Regions from separate parts of the Homo sapiens genome. Here region 1 is linked to region 2. Evidence: chromatin loops called from intact Hi-C (ENCODE). Cell type or tissue: B cell. All regions are shown on one strand. Region 1 overlaps FCHO1 (FCH and mu domain containing endocytic adaptor 1). Region 2 overlaps UNC13A (unc-13 homolog A).

The links. Hi-C counts contacts between places; a loop is a spot of excess contacts. Peaks named below come from ENCODE experiments on the same cell type or tissue, not always from the same donor. Only the 100,000 strongest peaks of a DNase experiment are listed, where the experiment ranks them.
Region 1: a loop joins it to region 2, with 2.4 times the contacts of the local background. A loop is called at or near these places in 20 of 110 quality-filtered maps.

The regions. Positions count from the first base shown.
Region 1 is chr19:17,753,922-17,756,421 of GRCh38, forward strand. FCHO1 (FCH and mu domain containing endocytic adaptor 1) reads left to right here. Exons shown (of 29, transcript NM_015122.3): 2 at 396-440; 3 at 671-760; 4 at 1,197-1,270. The coding sequence starts at 1,244. Among named protein-coding and RNA genes, the nearest start is that of FCHO1, 3.7 kb to the left of the region's middle. RefSeq lists enhancers at 1-234, 235-754, 2,326-2,500. In B cell, CTCF peaks have their summits at 949, 1,148 and 1,350; DNase peaks (open chromatin) are centred at 1,100 and 2,190; H3K4me3 peaks cover 1,374 bases; H3K27ac peaks cover 2,127 bases.
Region 2 is chr19:17,605,153-17,607,652 of GRCh38, forward strand. It overlaps UNC13A (unc-13 homolog A), which reads right to left. Exons shown (of 44, transcript NM_001080421.3): 44 at 1-1,202. The coding sequence ends at 902. Among named protein-coding and RNA genes, the nearest start is that of COLGALT1, 51 kb to the left of the region's middle. RefSeq lists enhancers at 1-669, 670-1,574 and silencers at 659-918, 1,289-1,508. In B cell, CTCF peaks have their summits at 1,058 (motif pointing right) and 1,267; a DNase peak (open chromatin) is centred at 1,179; H3K4me3 peaks cover 1,225 bases; H3K27ac peaks cover 492 bases; H3K27me3 peaks cover 277 bases.

The DNA.
Region 1 (2,500 bases), 150 kb after region 2:
CCCCCAAAGTGCTGGGATTACAGGCGTGAGCCACCACTTCTAGCCTAAACTAACTTTCAAGATTAGGTAAACTGAGGCACAGAGAGGGGCAGCCTTGCCCAAGGTCTTGCTCAGTCCTTTCCTGGGGAGGCCCCGGGAGCTTCCCCATCCTGTGGTCACGGGTCCCTGTCACTCCTGCCACTGTTCCTACGAGGCTCCCAGCTGCTACCGAGCTGCCTGTGGGGTCATGAATTATGCATGAGGCCTGCAGGCTCCAGTGACAAGCCTGGCCTCTAGAACATGCCAAGGACACTGCCTGTCCGTCCCCTGCCGGGCGGCCTGACCCAGCCTCTTGTGCAGAGACACCTGGGGCTCCCCGGCAAGATCCCTTCTAAGCATTCCTTCTTATTTTGCAGATGGGGAAACTGAGGCACGGAGCTGGACAGTGACTCAGACACCAGGTGAACACTGGCTTTTGAGGGCAGGGTTGGGACTCGTGGGGGCAGCAATGCCAGCTGGGTCATCACAGTGAGGAGTGAGCTCTGACTCCCAGGAGGGTACATAAGGTGAGGACTGTCCTAGAGGAATCAGAAGATCCCAGGGGACCCTCAGGGATACTTCAGGGACCCCAACCCCCATGTGGCTGATCACAGCCCCTGCATCTATTTCTCTTCAAACCCTTTTCCTGCAGGAGCTGCCTGGAGTGGAGCTGAGAGCTCAGGTCTGGGCTCAGCCAGTCCAGAGTGCAAATCTACTGTCCCTTCCTAGCTGTGTGATCTTGGCAAGTGACTTCCCCTCTGGGGGAGGGGAGGGCTCAGTTTTCCCATCTGTGAAGTGGATCAGAGCTTTCCTGTCAAGGTTAGGGGTCATCCAGCACTGCTCCTACCCACTGCTATGAACTCTTATACATGCCTAAAAACCCCACATTCCATGCCCCCTCCTCCAATCTAGACTCCCTCAGCTCTTGTCCCTCCACCTAGTCCAGTTCTGACTCTGTGGAATTGGGGGCATCTGTGTCTTGTTCTGTCCCCCTCTACTGGAGCTACTTGGGACCAGCACTGGGGCTGAATTATCTCAGGGGTCCTGGCATGCTCTTAGCATTGGAGCTTTCAGTTCCTCCTTCATCCTTTCTCTCCTTCCTCTACAGGGAGGGACTTTCCCCCCACCAAGCCCACACTGGCAATGACTCTGTAGCTCAAACTTGCCTCTCTCTTCAGACAGGCACTGGACGGGGCCTGCAGGGGTCTCCACAGAGACCATCAGGATGTCGTATTTTGGGGAGCATTTTTGGGTAAGACCCACTCTTATTTAGGCGGGGGATGCTGGCAGGGCTGTGGGGACTTTTATGGAGATGGGAGGACTGGGTGAGTTGCGGTTACAGCCTTGGACAGGTAGAGGATCTGCAAGGGATGGAAGTTAAAGTGGGAAGAGTCAGGCTGGGTTTGAATCCACACCCACCCCAGACCTCACAGGCCTTACAACCTTGGGCAAGTCATAGCTTGTGTCATAGGGAGACCAAGGGCCAGAGTGGGAACGTCTAGGCAACCTGAAGTTGCCCCATGAAAAAGTGCAGAGTCAGTGCTCAAACCCAGGGCCAAACTGAACTTCCAGGACCCAGGGTCATTCCAGCCAGGGAACTTCCACCCCCTTCCCATCCTGGAGAATTGGGGGGTTTTCCTGACCTGGCGTCTCATGGCCTGTGCACCCCTCCACTGTCCAGGCTGGAGATCACCTCCTGTAGCCCAAGGGCTGCTGAGTGAGACAGAGTTGTTTTTATTCATTCATTTCCTCTCTCCCTGCCACTGTGACCTCATCCCCAGCCAGCCCTAGGAGATGCTGGGGTCTCCAAGAGAATCCATCCCAGCCCCAGCCCCAAGGGAGGAGTCCCCAGTCTGGGGGACCCAGAGCCAGCTTAGACACCTTCAGCCCTGCAGGACCAGGGCTGAACCCAGCCTTGGGGGTCCTAGAGTAGGAACCAGGACACAGAATCGTGTTTGCTGTGAGAAAGCCTGGGCAAAAGACCAGAGATGTGACATTGAGTGGCAAGTTCAGGGAACAGGGACTCCTCCTGCAGAGCCAGGCTAACAGGGTGCCACAGAGGATGGGTGAACAGGGGAGGGCCCAGGAGTCAGGGAAGGACCAGGTCAGAAAGCCCCTTCCCCAGTTGCAGGCCCTGAGCTTGCAGTGAGGAAGCCTGTTGCTAGGCGACTGGTTGCCCCTGGCAACAAGCCCCACTCCTGCCCTTGCTCCCTCCCCAGCTGGGGCTCCTCTTGAAAGCACTTGCTTTCTTAAAGGGGCCGCACTCCCTTGCCACCTGCAGGGGTGTGACCTCCGCCCTCTCTCCAAAGGTCAGACTCCCCGATTTGCCCCTGAAAGGCTGTGTGACTCCAGTGAGGGGCTACCCCTTTCTGAGCTCCTTTTAGTACTGCCGTGTAATGGAGGTGACCATTTGAGGATCAAAAGTCACCTGCATTTTGGAACCCCGACAGTGGCACCTACATTTATTTTAAATCCTTTTTAA
Region 2 (2,500 bases):
TAGCAGCAATAGGGAGCTGTGTCAGGTCATCCCGATCTCAGCCCACCCTTCCATGGGGCACACAGGCCTAAGGGAGGGGCACAGAGGGTATGGCACCTGGAACCTTGGCCAAGTCTCAAGCAGCTCTTTAAGCCTCAGTTTTGCCATCTGTCAAATGGGTGTGTTGAACTCTATGATATGAGGACTGGGTTTGTTGGGGGAGAGGGAGAGGCAAACTCCCAAAGGGAAGTAGGGGCAGCGTGGGGAACCAGAGCCGTCCCCTCGGCCCCCAGGGTTTGGGCGCCCAAGGGCGCATGTGCTTTTGAAATCCCATCCTCCCCCCTCCCCCCATTTATTTTTTGCACAAATATCTAAAGGGACTCCGGTATTCCGGGGCCCTCCAACCAGCATCCTGGTCCCTCCAGTCCCCAGGCCACCTAGAGGGGCGCTCCAGAGAGCCCTACCCCTTGCCCAGGGCCCCCCCTCGAGGGAGCTGAGATTTCCATACTTGGCAATTGGTCTGGGGTCCCAGGGGTCTGGGTCCCATCTTATGGCTTTTCCAGGGGACATGAGGTGGTGCCTCCCGGTACCAGAGCCCCGGGATGTGGCCTCCTCCATAGGGACGAGGTTTCCCCCATCCCAGCTCAAAATGCCCCCTAGGTGCTGGGGGCGTGGCCTCAAGTTGGGGATGTGGCTCCTTCCTTCGTCGCGCCCTTGGGCGTGGCCTCCCGAGAGGGCGGGGCATCCTCCATTCCTAATTCCCCAAAAGGGAAAGCTGAGTCAAGGGCGTAGGCGCAGCCCACCCTTGGCGTGGAGCCCCCCGAGCCCCGCCCCTGGGGAGGTCCCACCAAGGCGCAAGCCCCGTCCCTCCCCGCCCAGCGCCCTCCGCGCAGGCGCAGTGCCGCTCGGCCGACCGCCCGCGCTAAGGCGCAGGCGCGGCACCGCCCTCCTCGGCGGAGCGCGTGTCCGACTTGAGCTTCACGAACTCCTTGGCCACCTCGTCGTTGCTGCGCTGCGAGAGGATTCGCAGCACCGTGAGGCCCGTGTCGTCCATGTGGATGCGGCGGCCGAGCGGCAGCCAGCAGGCGGCGCTCCCGCGCTGGGCCAGCTCACGCAGCTGCAGCACGGCCAGCCCCACCGTGCGGTCCTCGCGCGCGAAGCAGTAGTCCTTGACGCACACCTGCAGCTCATAGCACTCGGGACCCGCGTCGGCGCTCAGCGTGCTGCGTGGGGAGGGGCGGAACGTGAGACAGGCCACACCTACTGTGATGCCCCGCCCACGGCCCCGTCCCCACCGCATTTGCGGGCCACGCCCACACCGGGGTGCCCACACCTGTCACCTCCCACGCTACGCTAGCCCCGCCCCTGCCCCGTTACTTGACCTACAACCCTGTGCTTGGCCGCGCCCACAGCAGCTGACCCCGAGCTGGGCCACGCCCACGCCTGTTCTTCCCATTTTTCCACCCACCGAAAAATGACCGCATAGTTTTACATCCAGCTCCCGCCCCTCAGACACCGCCCTGCAAGGCCATGCTCCCACCCTGAGATACCCGCGCCTGTGCCCTCTGCCGGCTGAACTGCTGCCCGCACGGCCCTGCCCCTAATGTCCCACCCAGAAGCTCTTTAACCAGGCTCTCCTCTAGACCCACGACGTGGCCCTTTCCCCAGCCCCCCACACCCCCAGCCCACCCCTCTTACTTCCAAGATGCCCTCCAGACATGAGCCTGCCCTGGTGCCTCACCATGGGTGACACCGCCTCCCGCATGCCCCTCACCTGTGCTCCTGCCCCTAAGCAGTCCCAGTGACCTGCCCTGACGCCAGCTGGATAAGAGCCCCTCCTACAGGGTCACGCCCAGCTTCTCCCTCTTGTCCACCTCCCAGGTTGTACCTCTATCCCTGAAGTACTCCGGCCCACCCTGGCTGACATCTGACCTCCCACTAGACCATGCTTCTCCTCCTGAGTATCCCCTAAAGGGGCCAATCGCCCCAAAACCTTCTGACCAAGAGCCCTGTGCTGACACGACATGGAACTGGCTTCAATCTTGTCCCATAAGAGCTCCCAGGCCCCCTAGATAATACCAGCTAACCAGCTCTGATTTACCCTTACCCCTGTGCATTTTTATTTATTTTTATTTATTTTTATTTTTTGAGTGGGCATCTCCCTCTGTCACCCAGGCTGGAGTGCAGTGGCACAATCGCGGCTCACTGCAACCTCTGTCTCCCGGGTTCAAACGATTCTTCTGCCTCAGCCTCCCTAGTAGCTGGGATTACAGGCATGCACCACCACACCGGGCTGATTTTTTGTGTTTTTAGTACAGATGGGGGTGGCGGGGGGGGGGGTCTCACCATGTTGGCCACGCTGGTCTCGAACTCCTAACCTCAGGTGATCCACTGCCTTGGCCTCCCAAAGTGTTGGAATTACAAGCGTCAGCCACCGCGCCTGGCCCATAGTTTTTTGTTTTTTTAAAGACAGGGTCTCGCTATGTCGGTCACCCAGGCTGGAGTGCAGTGGCACAATCAT